Regions from separate parts of the Homo sapiens genome. Here region 2 is linked to region 1. A link is a contact called in ENCODE Hi-C or POLR2A ChIA-PET data. All regions are on one chromosome and are shown on one strand. The core of a region is the stretch at or near the end of the contact, and the rest is flanking DNA. Distances in the headings are between cores, read along the strand shown.

Region 1 (6,456 bases), core at 3,251-5,750:
CGACTCCCCCAATTCTTCGATCTATTTCATCGCTCAAATAGTTTGTTATCATCTTTATCGGCAATATTTGATGTTTTCTTTTTGGCTCCAAATGTTTATTTTCGTTCAGTCCACCCCACTGTCTGAACCTCTTTCTTCTCCCTCAGTCTGTTTTCTTGTTTATCCCCCATTTTTGATCCTTTTGAATCGTCCTCAAATATTAGGCTTTTGAATCCTTTCCAAATATCTGACCTGCACTGTTCCCCTTAAACAGTTGATTCTTTTTCTCAAATACCTGATCTTTTTGCTTCCTATTTAATTTCTTTCCTGCCGCCTAAATATATGCCAAATATGTTTCTCCACAAATATTTAAATTTTTTCTATTCTTACTAGATTCTTCTAATCTTCCTGCCCTTCCTTTTCTCCCCCCAAATTTGGTAAGAACCTCCTAGTCCTCCCCCATCCTTACCTATCTGCCTACCGCATGCCCTCTGCCCACTCGGATTTTCCTCCAGTTCTGAGTGGAGTTTCCTGAGCTAGTTTGCCAGATCCCTGCTTCTCAGCTTTCCCTAGTCCCCAGCACTGACACTACCTGATTCCACCCCCACCCACCCCTACCACCATAAACCTGGGCAGGATTAGTGAGTTCAGGATTACTGAGTGCTGTGTCTTCATTCCAAGTCCCACTGGGCTGGCCAGCCTGCCTAGGGAGGGGTGAGGGCTGGGGTTATGGTAAGGAGTCTGTGGGCCAGCTGGGATTTTGGTCGACTTGGGAGGTGCTCCCAATATCTGATTAAATATTTACGCCCCCAGGGAAGAAATGATTCTCTTGCTACCCTGGCAGGAAAGCCTTGCTTTTACTGGAAACCAAACGGGTGAGAAGAGGGAGAATGCAGGCTGGTCTTGGGTCTGAGATGGCATATCCTAAAAGGGACTGGGAAGGACATTTGGCTCCCGGAGCCACCCCCCACCTCACCTGACGGGAGACCTTCCGGAAAGGGCAGAAGGCAAAGGGTCCTACTGATGGCTGGGGAGGGTGGAGAATATCTTGAGCTTTTAGAGAATCTGCTTATGAGATGGGACCACTGCTCCAGGAAGTTTTGAGAGCCCCAAACCCAGGCACCTTTCAGGCTTCTCCGAGGCAGCCAGACAGGACCTGCCTTTCCCTTTCGTTTTCGGGATAAGGCCAACAGCTCCCGAGGTCCCCAGCGGCAGGGAATCCACTGCCCAGTCTCTGGCCCAGGGTATCCTGCTAACATCTGAGTGGGTCCTGGGCCCCATAGGGCATGGGGGAGTCCCCTGGGGGCACAGGTCTTTGGGCTGGGGTTGCCTTAGTCCGAGGATCAGGTAGGATGAGGGTCAAAGGGGTTGAAGGTCCGAGGCGCCTGGAGGCCTGGCAGACGCTAGTGGGCCAGGGCCTAAGGTGGGGATCTCCGGTGGAGGGAGGGAGCAGGTCTGAATGGTGGGAGAGTGAAGTTCTGCTTGTGGGTCTAAGCTTTGGAGGGCTGCAGCAGAGGCGGCCCGGGAGCCCTCTGCGCGGGTGCCCTTAGGCGCGCACCCCTTGCTCACCCGCACGCGCGGCTCGGTGAGGTTGGTCCACACGGCGATCTCCTCCCTCATGCTCATGTCGGGGTAGCGGTTCCTCTGGAACGTGGCCTCTAGCTCTTGCAACTGCTGGCTTGTGAAGTGCGTACGTTGCCGCCGCTGCTTCTTCTTCTTGGCTGGGTCGTCTGCGCCGCCGCAGCCCGTGCCTCCCGCACCACTGTCCTCGGGCCCCTTGGGTTCCCCGCCGCGCTCCTTCTCTGCAGTAGGCAGGACGGGGAGCGGGTCACCTGGGCTTACGCCCCGTTGCACCCCGTCCCGGCTCCACCGAACCGCTCGCCACCAGCGCTGGCGGTCTTCCCTCCCTCCCTCCCTCTAGGGTTCCTGGGAACTGTCCCCACTGGAAAGCGCCCGCCGGGTGCTGGTCGTCAGTAGGCACCTCTAGTCTGGTGTGCCGCGGAGAAGAGCCCAAGAATCGGAGCTGGAGCCGCGGGCCTGCGTTCCTGGCTGGGCAGGGCCTGCACCCTTAGCTCGGCTCAGATTCTGACCCTGCTGCTGATGTTCCCAGCAAATGTATGCTTTTTGTTTGTTTGTTTTGCGAACTCTTAGGGGGTCTAAATCTGAGGGGGTCTCTGCTTTTCTGAACTAGGATCAGATCTCTCCAGCCTAAAGTCCCTCCACTTTCTTCTCCTCAGGGGTGTATGGGAGCCCCACTGGGCAGGCACAACACAGCCGGGTTCTCGGCCTTGCTTCCAGGCCTCCAGTCCCAAAGCCTAGAAAACCCCACCAACTGCAGCCCAGACAGACAGACTCTGTCTAGGTGACCTCGGGCTTTAGTCTGTCTCTCTTTGAAGCTACACAAAACACACGCAGTCATAGAAACATTAATACATAAAGAAAAAGAGTTTAAAAACAAAACACAGAAGCCCAGAAAAGCTCACAGCTCTATGCCTAAAGACACTGAAAGGGCCACAAATTCTCAAAATCAGACAGGAAGAAACACAGAGCAAATGTAAATTAAGAAGCCAGAAAGCTCCGTACAAACACACCCCTAACTAAATACAGAGCTGTAAGTGTATAAACTCCAGGTTGACAGAAGCATTTATTTCTCTGGGATTTAAAAAAATAATGTACCGTTGTAGATAGATTTTTAACTCCTTCCCAATAAGGCCCTTGTAGAGATAATTTTTAAATCCCAGAGAAACACATTATAGTTAGATAATTTAAATTCCCCAAATAACACCACTGTAAATGGATTTTGAGAAAATTCCGGAGAAACGCGCCATTTTGGATTGACTTTTTAAAATCTCCGGAAGAATAATGTTGCATGTAGATATTTTAAATTCCAGACCTACACTTCGTACGTTAATTCTTTCAGAATCGAAAGATACAGTTAAAATTAATTCATCCTCATAGATTTGGTTCAAAAAAATCAATATACGATTATATATCTCTCTAGGTTTTAAAAATAAAACCAACCAAAGACCGCGCTTAAAACTTTTGAAAACAAAAGTAGAGTTCAGCGTTGATTATGTTTTAACCAAGCAAACAACCTCTCAGAAAAATCACTTAGGGATGCAAAAGAGAAACAGATACTAAGAAAGTGGAGAGAAACATTCAGCTGTGTATTAAGAAATGAACGCAGAAGAGGCGCCCACACCGGGGAGCTCGGAGCCCCTCCGGAACCCGGCCGGCTGCGCTGGGCAGCGGATTCGCTGCCCCACTGCCCGCGCCGGCCACCCGCGGGCCCAGTTCGCTGCTGGAAAAAAGCTCCAGCTCGGACAAAAAAAGGCAGCGCGGAGGGAGACGCGCAGGAGCCGGGGCGGGGGCCAGAGCCGGGCTGCTCCGGGCTTCGGCCGCGCACGTGGGCCGGATCCCTTGATCGGCGTTCCGGCTGGCCTTGCTGGGAGTCCGGCCGCGCCTGTTGGCCCGCTCGCCCTCACCGTCCTCTGTGTCTCCCTTCTACTTGATGACCCCTCTCCCCCCGTTTACCCTTCCCGCCCGCCCCTTCTCTTTGGTCTCTTTCATTCTGTCGCCTACTGTCACGGTGTTAACCTCCCTCTCTGTCTCTCTGAGTGCGTTCTCTCGCCCGTCACCCCTCTTCCTTTCTCGGTCTCCTCCTCTCCCTTCGTCCGAGCCGCTCCTTAGCGCCCAGTTGCGCAAATCAAATTCTTTCCCGTTCTATTTACTCCTGATCAAGAGGGGCTGTCAGTCCAACCCTCCAGCTGTAGGCTCGTGCATCTGCCAGTCTCTTGGCGCGTGGGGACCGCGTGGAAGTGCCTTCGCGTGTGCGTAAGTTTCCGCGTTCACCGTCAGGTCGAGAACGGGAAAAAGAAAGCTCCTGACGCTTCTGGGGCGGAGAGGGAGCTTGGTTGCGCGGCGCGGGCGTCAGGCCCTGCTCCCAGCTCCCCGTGCTCCGCGCCCGGGTAGGCTCTGTGCGCGCCGCGCGGGGAACGGCGCTTACCTGGCAGCTCCGTGTCAGACGACTCGCTGGCGGAGTTCTCGAGCGGCTCGCGGGGGTCGGCGGGCCGGGCCAGGTGGAAGGCGGGCCCCATGTCATGGGGTGGCGGCGGCGGCGGCCGGAGCCCCTCCGGCAGCCGCTCCAGGCTCATGCCCCCCTTGAAGGCGTCCATGGAGGTGGGGACCGCGGCGGGCGCTCCAGGGGCCGGGGCTGGGCGCGCCCCGCCGCCCTGGCTGCGACCTGCGGGGACAAGAGCGCAGCGCCTAAGCGGCTGCCCTCCAGGGCTGCCGGCGCCTGCAGCGACGCCGTGCCCGCCCCATGGACCGCCCGGGGCTGCGGCGCCGGGCGGGCAGAGGCGGCGGCAGCTTCTCGCGACTGGGCGCCTGGCTCAGCGCTCCGCGCTGCGCTCCTGCCGCTCGGGCCTCAGCAGCCCGGCCGGCCCCGGCTCCGGCTCCGGCTCCGGCTCGCGATCCGGGGCCGGTTTCTAAGGCTCCGGACGGCGCCGGCAGAGTCTGTCTTAAAGCGACAGCGCGCACAGCCAGGTTCCAGCAGTCCCTGCGCCAGGGGTGCTGGGTGGGGTGGGCCTGGGTGGGAGGGGGCTGGGGAGGGAGCGAGCGAGCGAGGGAGCGCGGGCGGAATCCAGCCCCAAGCCGCCCGCGCCGCCGCGCCCTCACTGCCGCCCTCCCTCCCTCCCTGCCTCGCCCGCGCCCTCCCCCTCCGCAGCCACCTTCCCGCCGCCTCCCCGCCCCCCGCGGCCTCGCCGCGCCTCTCCCTCCTTCCCCGGTGACACACCGAGTTCTCCCTCGGCCTCACAAAAGAAACGCATCTGGCCTGCGAGTCCCGGGCGGCTCGTGCACACCTCAGGCCTCAAATGACTTGTTTCGCCTAGAATCAACTCCCGTCTCGGCCGCCTCGAAGTCCCCAGCCCTGGCGAGAACAGCCCAGGATGAGTGAATGTTTGCCGAACAGGATCGCACCGAGCGGGCGCCTTCGAGCCAGCGCCGGGGCGGGGGCAGAGCCCGGGGCCCGTTCCGGCAGCTCCCAGCGGTGTCCTCGTCGAGGGGCCGCCTGCCCCTCCTTCTCCAGCCTCTTCTCCCGGGAACTCAGCCCGGCTGAGTGACAGCAGCCTGCGCTCTAATGGGCCCCCGGATGCTGCCTCCTAATTAGCTTGGACCTTCTCCCCTACGGCTGCTTCTCAGGCCTCCCTCTCTGCACCGCAGTCAATTTTCCGGGATTGGGATAGAAATGATGGCTTCTAATCAGACGAAACGTTTCTGCTGGCTCTAGGCGTTTGGAGAATGCAGAAGGAAGACCCCAAGGATCCCAGCCAGACCCCACAGCCTCTTGTACCTCTCCCCTTGTTTTACACCTTAGGCCTTGGCCAAATGGGCCAGGCCTGGCCTTGGCAGGCATGGGGTTGGCCTTGGCAGCCTTTGCCCTCCTTCAGGGTAGCTTTGTCCCAGCCTGGGGCCTGCGTCCTGGCTTCCCAGGGCTTCAGGCATAGGCCTGGTAAGCCAGGTGACTGCTGTCTCCCAACCCTGGGCCAGCAGCCCAGGAAGCCCTCAGTCTTCCAGCTTCTCTCCCACACAGTGGTAGCTGAGCTGCAGCTCCAATGGGCCTTCACTGGGCACAGGCAAAGACATTACTCTCCCACTCCTAAGAGTGATTCCCTCCTCGAGTCCTTGCACGTAGGTGAAGTTTGTCGAAGGATTTTGCTCAACAATTGTTAGCTGGCCCCGAGACCTCAGCGTCTTGAGCAAACAGGCCACAGCTGGGGCGGCAAGGCGCCGCCCTGACCTGCTCCTCTGGCCATAGGCGGACCCCAGACTGCCCTCTGCCCCTCACCTGTGATCAGCTCCACCAGACACAGCAACCCAAGGGAGCTGCGCCAGGATTGTCTGCCTGGGAAAGAAGCAGGGAGGTGTCCAGTGTCCTCACCCCAAAACCCAGTGCCTCCTCAACTCCTGGGTGGGTGGCACTGACTGTGCAGGTATCAGCGTCTGGGGCACTCTGCAGGTTCTGCCTTTGAGTCCTCGTCTTACCCCTTCCCATCACAGGGAGACACCCAGGGTCAGCTGAGCTCCTTGTGGGGGCTGCTGGGGCCAGGGTCGGGCATGCAGGGTGGAACCAGGCCTGCCTTCCATTCCCTCCACGTTAGTCCAAAGCACCCCCACCCCTACCCCCATCCCCATCCCCATCCCCATCCCCATCCCCATCCCCATCCCCCGCTCTGGGCCGTGGAGAGACAGCACAGCTCCTTAGGGCCTGGTCCTTTCTCACTGTGGGTCTGTGACCACAGGATGCAGGGTCTGAGGCCAGAGGGAGGACACTTCTCAGGGGTTTGGATTGGGGAGGCTCAGTGACTCCTGCCTTCTTCCAAGCTGAGATCTCCCTCCATGAAATGAGTCTTGGCTACGGGGAGGGGAACATGGGGAAGCACAGTTGCCCAGCATTTGCCCTCAGCCCCACCGTTG
Region 2 (6,701 bases), core at 3,648-6,147, 51 kb after region 1:
ATCTACCTCTATTTTCTACTTCCCAGAGAAAAGCAATTTCAATCCTTCTAGCTGATTTTTAAGAGTATTTACTTTTATAACTCTATAAAACATGTTTGTATTGTTTCTTTTAAATTGTTCAGTTTTGAGGCTGGGCACAGTGGCTCATGCCTGTAATCCCAGCACTTTGGGAGGCCGAGGTGGGCGGATCACCTAAGGTCAGGAGTTTGAGACCAGCCTGACCAACATGGTGAAATCCCGTCTCTACTAAAAATACAAAAAAAAAAAAAATTGTTCAGTTTTGAGCATTATCTATTGACTTCTCACTGTGGGAGATTAGCCTCCGGCTTTCTTTTATACTCCTCACCCACATGCTCCATCCCATGCCCTCATGATACTCCCCTGTGCTCCCCAAAGGGTTCTGTGTTTTGATAAATCAGTTATTTGGGCTATGTCATATTAGACTATGAGCATTTTCTTTTGGCTACACAATGTTTTGTTCCCCCACAGTTAATAATTATTGTTATGTGCTTAGTTTTCTGTGTATTTGTCATTATTTTGTTTGCACACTGTTCTCTGGTTGTATAAGTCTCCTCTCAATGTATTTAGATGCATTAGGTATTTACTAGGTTAATGTTTCTGAGAAAAATCTCTCCTGGAACATTCAGACTTGCTCTGGTCTGGGCTGGTTGCCCTCTATGCTGGGTGTACATATGTATTCCTGAGATGTTCCTTCACCATTATCCTGGGAATTAGTTTTATTTATCTTCCAAGTAGGATTTCCTGTCTCTTGAATCCCATGCTTTCCTGCTTGGTTTACTCCCTCATTTGTCAGAGCATACTCCCTGTGGATTCCCAAGAAAGAGTGTGTTGCGGGTAATGTTTTTAAAGGCACTTACATGTTATAAACTCTTTACTTTCCTATCACACTTAATTTGATAGTTTGGCTGGGTATAGAATTCCAATTTGGAAGTAATTTTCCTTAAGAATTTTGAAGGTTTTCTCCATTACCTACTAGCTTTTGATGTGGGTGTTGAAAATTCTCATGCCATTTTGATTCATGATCTTTTGTGTGAAACCTGTCATTATTTTCTCTCTAGAGGCTTTTAGGACCTTTTTTTTTTGGACCCATATTAGTCCGTTTTCACCCTGCTATAAAGAACTGCCAGAGACTGAGTAATTTATAAAGAAAGAAGGTTTAATTGACTCACAGTTCCACATGGCTGGGGAGGCCTCAGGAAACTTACAATCATGGCAGAAGGCGAAGGAGAAGCAAGTACCTTCTTCACTAGGTGGTAGAAGAGAGGAGAGCTTGTGATGGAGGATCTGCCAAACACTTATAAAACCATCAGAACTCACTATTACAAGAACAGCATGGGGGAAACCACCCCCATGATCCAGTCACCTCCCATCAGGTCCCTCCCTTGACGTGTGGGGATTACAATTCGAGATGAGATTTGGGTGAGGATACAGAGCCAAATCATATCAGTTCCCAATGTTCTGAAACTGACATTTGGTATGATTTTGATATAATTCTATTTTGTTTCATTGCTAGGCACTCAGTGGGCTATTCAGTTGGGAAACTCATGTCCTTTAGTTTTAGGAAATCTACTAGAATTATGTATCTATCTATCTTCCTGTCCTTTCTATTTTCTGCCTCCCTTTTTGAACTCTTATGTGGCAGGTTGTAAAAACAACCTGTTCCTTGTCTCCATGCCCATTGCCATGTAACTTTGACTACTCTGACTCTGGGCTCAGCCATATGTCTTGCTTTGGGCCAAGGGGATGTTGGTAATCAATACAAGTAGAGGACTGAAAGCCACTGAAGGTGACTGAGCTTGCTTGCTCTTGCCTGCCCCCATTGCCATGAGAGGAACATGCCCAGGTTAGTCCACTGGTTCCAGGAAGGTATGAGAGACAGGTGGAGCAGCCAACGTAAGCAGACATCTGGATACATGAGCAATAAATGCTTGTTGTTGTAAGCCACTGTGATATTGTTGTTATTAAGAATTTTTGTGGCAATAATTGATATATCTGATTGTTTGGATATTGGACTTCTTAGCATAGTCCTCTAATTTTCTTTTTACTGTTCTTTCTGGGAGAGTCTTTCAACACTATCTTTTATCCCCCTTACTGAGTTTTTCATTTCTGCTATCATATTTTTAATTTCCAAGAACTCTTTTTGGTTCTCTGAATGATGTTGTTGCCTTGTAGCATCCTATCTTGTTTCATGGAAGCAAGATCATTTCTCATTGCATTCACTATTCTTTAAAGTTTTGTCTTCTTGCATTGAATCTTTCCTCCAAATAGCTTTGTTATTCTGTTTCCTTTGTTCTCTTTCATATTAGATAATTTCTTCTAATGTCTCGTATTTCTTTTTTTAATTAATTAATTAATTTTTTTATTATTATACTTTAAGTTTTAGGGTACATGTGCACACTGTGCAGGTTAGTTACATATGTATACATGTGCCGTGCTGGTGTGCTGCACCCACTAACTCGTCATCTAGCATTAGGTATATCTCCCACTGCTATCCCTCCCCCCTCCCCCAACCCCACAACAGTCCCCAGAGTGTGATGTTCCCCTTCCTGTGTCCATGTGATCTCATTGTTCAATTCCCACCTATGAGTGAGAATATGCGGTGTTTGGTTTTTTGTTCTTGTGATAGTTTACTGAGAATGATGATTTCCAATTTCATCCATGTCCGTACAAAGGACATGAACTCATCATTTTTTATGGCTGCATAGTATTCCATGGTGTATATGTGCCACATTTTCTTAATCCAGTCTATCATTGTTGGACATTTGGGTTGGTTCCAAGTCTTTGCTATTGTGAATAATGCCGCAATAAACATACGTGTGCATGTGTCTTTATAGCAGCATGATTTACAGTCCTTTGGGTATATACCCAGTAATGGGATGGCTGGGTCAAATGGTATTTCTAGTTCTAGATCCCTGAGGAATCGCCACACTGACCTCCACAATGGTTGAACTAGTTTACAGTTCCACCAACCGTGTAAAAGTGTTCCTATTTCTCCACATCCTCTCCAGCACCTGTTGTTTCCTGACTTTTTAATGATTGCCATTCTAACTGGTGTGAGATGGTGTCTCGTATTTCTTGCCTGTGCTTTCATATTCACTAACAAACTGGTTGGAACACTGTGTTTGTGTTGTTCACAGAACAGCAATCTTTTTGGGGGAACTTCTAACTCTTTTTTCTAGGACTGGCTGGAGGACTCAGAGAAGCCCCCTCCCATTCTGCAGATTTAAGGACATTCACCTAGCTGCCAGCCTTATGTGAATCTGATGGGGGAAAAAGTCAAGGGGGCCTTGACATTCAGAATGTAAACTTTCACTCACTTCCTCTGTTTTCAGTATGGTACTTTACCTCTCATCTGTCCTTGGTGTCCCCCAAACCAGAGTCCTTCTGTTTAACTCTTCCCAGAAAATCCTCCAGTCTTCTATCAGCAGGGAGGGGGGCAGTCACTTGGCTGCAGGGAGTTGGAGAGGGTACCTGTACCTCTAAAGGCTGATGATAAGGGCTTTCAGCCGGCCCTCCTGTTCTCAACCCCTCCTCCCACAGGTCTCTGGTGCCTCTAATTCCTAAGGCTTTGTATAATTCTATGGCAAATGTCAGGTGGCTTTTTGGCTTTCTTCACTGCTGACTTAGGATTTAGTTTACTTAGGTCTGTTAAGTCAGTTCCCCTCATCCATCTGCTTTCCAGTTTCCAACATTTTGTTGCTATGGTTTTCTCTTATGTTCTTCCTATCCTTGTGGATTTAGGCCTTTTGGGGGTACATAGTGCTTTACTTTAATGGGATGTCTTTATCACTTCTTTGATAGTACATGGTCATTATAAAAATCAAAACCATCCAGAGCAAGTGAACTTCCCTCATAATATGCCCTCTCCATAGCTACTCTTAAGTATTTATCCTTCCAGATAGTTTTGCCTTTGTGAATTATATGCATGTGTATGCTGAAATAAATACTCACGTATATAAACACACACACTTTGCAAATATACATGAGATCACATTACACTACAATGTTCTGTAACCAGTCTTTTCCCCCAACACCAAGTCTTGGATGTCTTTCAATGGTATTTAAGGAGCTACTACTTTCTTTTGAATAAGGAGCAGAATGTTCTATCATACCATAACTTACATGCCTAGTCTCTTATTAATGAACATTTAGGATACTTTCGACTTTTTGCTACTCTGAATATGAGTGTACCCACATCTTTGCAAACCTGTCCTTTTGTCTCCTTAGGCATTTTCTTGAAGTGGGATTGCTGGATGGGCATGCTTGGCTAGGATAGTGTCAGATTGCTCTCGAGAGAGGTGGGCCAGCGTGTACTCCATTCCTCGGCGAGTGAGAGGGCTTTTCTCCTTTCCTGCTCCTGCCTTTACCGCTCTTTTTAGTTGTTGCCAGTTAGTTGGGTGAAATGGTATCTGATGGTGCTTTGACTCGCCTTTCTTTGAATAGCAGGGCTAAGCCTTTTTCTGTGTGTCTGTGGCCAGTGTGATGCCCCTGTGAACTGTTGGCTTTCTGTGCAGCTTTTTCTCTTTCAGAAGGGAGGCCTCAGACCCCACTTCATCCCTGGCTTTGCTGCCTGGGTGTCATGGGTCTCTGGGGTCCAGAGGCTGTGTGGATAGTGGGCAGAGGCATGGGGTGAGGGTGGGGTAGTCCAGAGAGCAGTGTGTGCCACCCTCCCAGATTTCTCTGATTCCTTGGAGCAAAGTCGCTTAATTGGGAGTCAGCACAGCCTCCTCCCTCATTAGCACTGGCCTGCAGTGACAGGCCCCGAGGGCAGTGTGGCCCTCTTAGGTGGCTCCACACATGGCTCCATCAGTGCCTGAAGCCTGGTGGGTAGTTCTGGCATTGGCCTGAGTTTTGGCATTCACAAGGGTTTGCATTCCATGAAGGCAGTTGCCTTAAAAAAAAAAAAAAAAAACTTTGCAAAATTGTGAAATATAACACATATAGAAAATATTCAGTTTAACAAATTATTATAAAGTAAACACCATGTAACCACCACCCTGGGAGACAGTTGACTTTTAATAATACCGTGGCAAGTGGAGCTGGCACTTTGCCCTTGACCGTTGGGCTGATGTTACCCTCCAGCCCACCCCAGGGTCTCTGGCTGGGGAGGGGCATCCCTGAGTCATGGGAGGACCACTCAGCTGTGGGGGCTCTAGGTAGGGGGCTGGGGTCTGGTCCGTGGGGAGGGGGCATTGAGTCTGTGACTTGTGCTTTACCTCTCAGCCCTACTTCCCTGACTTGTGCCCTGATAGACTCAGGGAATAGTCAGACCTAAGGAATTTGGGTGGAACCTGAAGGAGCAGGAGAAGCCCAGAAATCCAGAGCAGGAAGCTCTGGGGCAGGCCGGGTTGGTTGGTTTGGGTTTGGGTCAGACACAAGGCATTGACCCCCAGAGGCAAGGCCATGTTGTGTGAGCACAGCCTCCTCCTCCTCTAGGAGTGTCCTCTGTGCAGAATATTTTCCTAGTGGGTTGGACGGGGCTGTGGGCAGCTGAGGGGAGACTGGACCTGCCTGCGCTGTGTGCTCCTGACTCCGGGCTGGGGCCCGGCTGGAGAACCTTCCTGTCTCATGGTTCACCTCCCTTTCCTGCACCAGCCCCGTGGTGCATCCCCAGAGGGGATGTCTTCCCCCAGTGACCAGCCCCGGGGAGGGAATGTCCCGGGGCATTGAGGGGCATCCCCTACACACAGTGGACAGGCCTCAGCCCTCACAGTGCTTGCCCACCTCCACTTCCTGCCCCGTCAGTGGCTCCTTCACTTGTTCAGCCCCCACACAGCTTCCTGCTGTCAACCAGGCATGGGGTAGCGGTGAGGAGCAGGGCAGAGTCCAATGCCTGCCCTCAGGGAGCTCACAGTCCAGTAGAAAGTTCTCTGAGGATGGGATGGGCTCTCTGGTACTGGGTGGTGCAGTGAGGGGGATGGAGGGATGAGCAGGGTGGCATGCGGGGCTGGGCACGGAGTAGTGTGGTCAGGGAGGCGTCGTCCTGCATGAAAGTAGACCTGAAGCACGAAGACTGCGGGCTAGGCCAAGGGGCTGGGAAGAGTGACTGTGGCAGGGGAAGAGCATGTGCAGAGGCCTTATGATGGGGGCGGTGCAGGGAAGGTCAGCGTGGCTGGAGAAGAGAGTGAAAGGAGGAGGAGTGAGAGCTGGGTGGGGCAGGTGAGAGGGGCTGGAGCTGCAGCCCCCATGAGCTACCCAGGGGACTGTACCTGGAGGGGGCTTTGGTTATAGGCACATTGGGTCAGATTTGCATTTGAAGATCACCGTGGCCACTGTGTGGAAGAAGGGTCTAGAAGGGGGAACTGGTTCAGTCACTCTTGCTGGGATCCTGGTGGGAGCAGTGTCAGGGGCATGAAGAGAACCAGGGTAGGAGGGGCAGGACTTGCCAATGGGATGGATGCTAAAGGAGAGGGAGGAGGAGGGGCTTGCATGAGGGCAGAGCCACTCCAGAGTTGGAGGTGCTGGTGGAGGAGCTGGTCTGGAAGGGAGACAAATGAGTTCCATTTTGATGAGCCATGTTTGAGGTTCATCCAGTAGGAGGTGAGGAGTGGGCCTTTGGGTGGGGCTCAGTAGAGAGGTCTGGACAGAGCAATGGGAGTCACCATCGTGGGAGTCACCCCTATCTGCTTGCCTACCTCTGGCTCTTCCCCCTAAGCTGTTGCTCTTGAGTCACCTGGACC

The links. A loop is a pair of places that touch in the nucleus more often than their neighbours do. ChIA-PET counts read pairs that join two places held with the same protein, here RNA polymerase II (POLR2A). Pooled maps may share reads with other maps.
Region 2: a map of PC-3 shows a loop between it and region 1 (3-fold over the local background). The contact joins the enhancer-like site here to the promoter of PITX1 in region 1. A Hi-C loop is called at or near these places in 5 of 168 maps with a recorded cell type or tissue (Caco-2, K562, PC-3 and 2 more) and 1 of 50 pooled maps. POLR2A ChIA-PET finds 5 or more read pairs at or near these places in 1 of 52 experiments (MCF 10A).

Annotation. Positions count from the first base shown.
Region 1 is chr5:135,029,728-135,036,183 of GRCh38, forward strand. PITX1 (paired like homeodomain 1) reads right to left here and starts at 4,501. Exons shown (of 3, transcript NM_002653.5): 1 at 3,986-4,501; 2 at 1,549-1,781. The coding sequence starts at 4,154. PITX1-AS1 (PITX1 antisense RNA 1) reads left to right here and starts at 3,547. Exons shown (of 6, transcript NR_161235.1): 1 at 3,547-3,813. RefSeq lists enhancers at 1-60, 3,385-4,017 and a silencer at 2,007-2,214.
Region 2 is chr5:135,080,499-135,087,199 of GRCh38, forward strand. All of the region lies in intron 2 of PITX1-AS1 (PITX1 antisense RNA 1), which reads left to right. Among named protein-coding and RNA genes, the nearest start is that of EPIST, 44 kb to the left of the region's middle. Within about 2 kb of position 4,898, at least 2 of the 41 ENCODE cell types and tissues checked have a DNase peak (open chromatin) inside an H3K27ac peak, as active enhancers do; they include PC-3 and PC-9, where a contact is called at or near this core.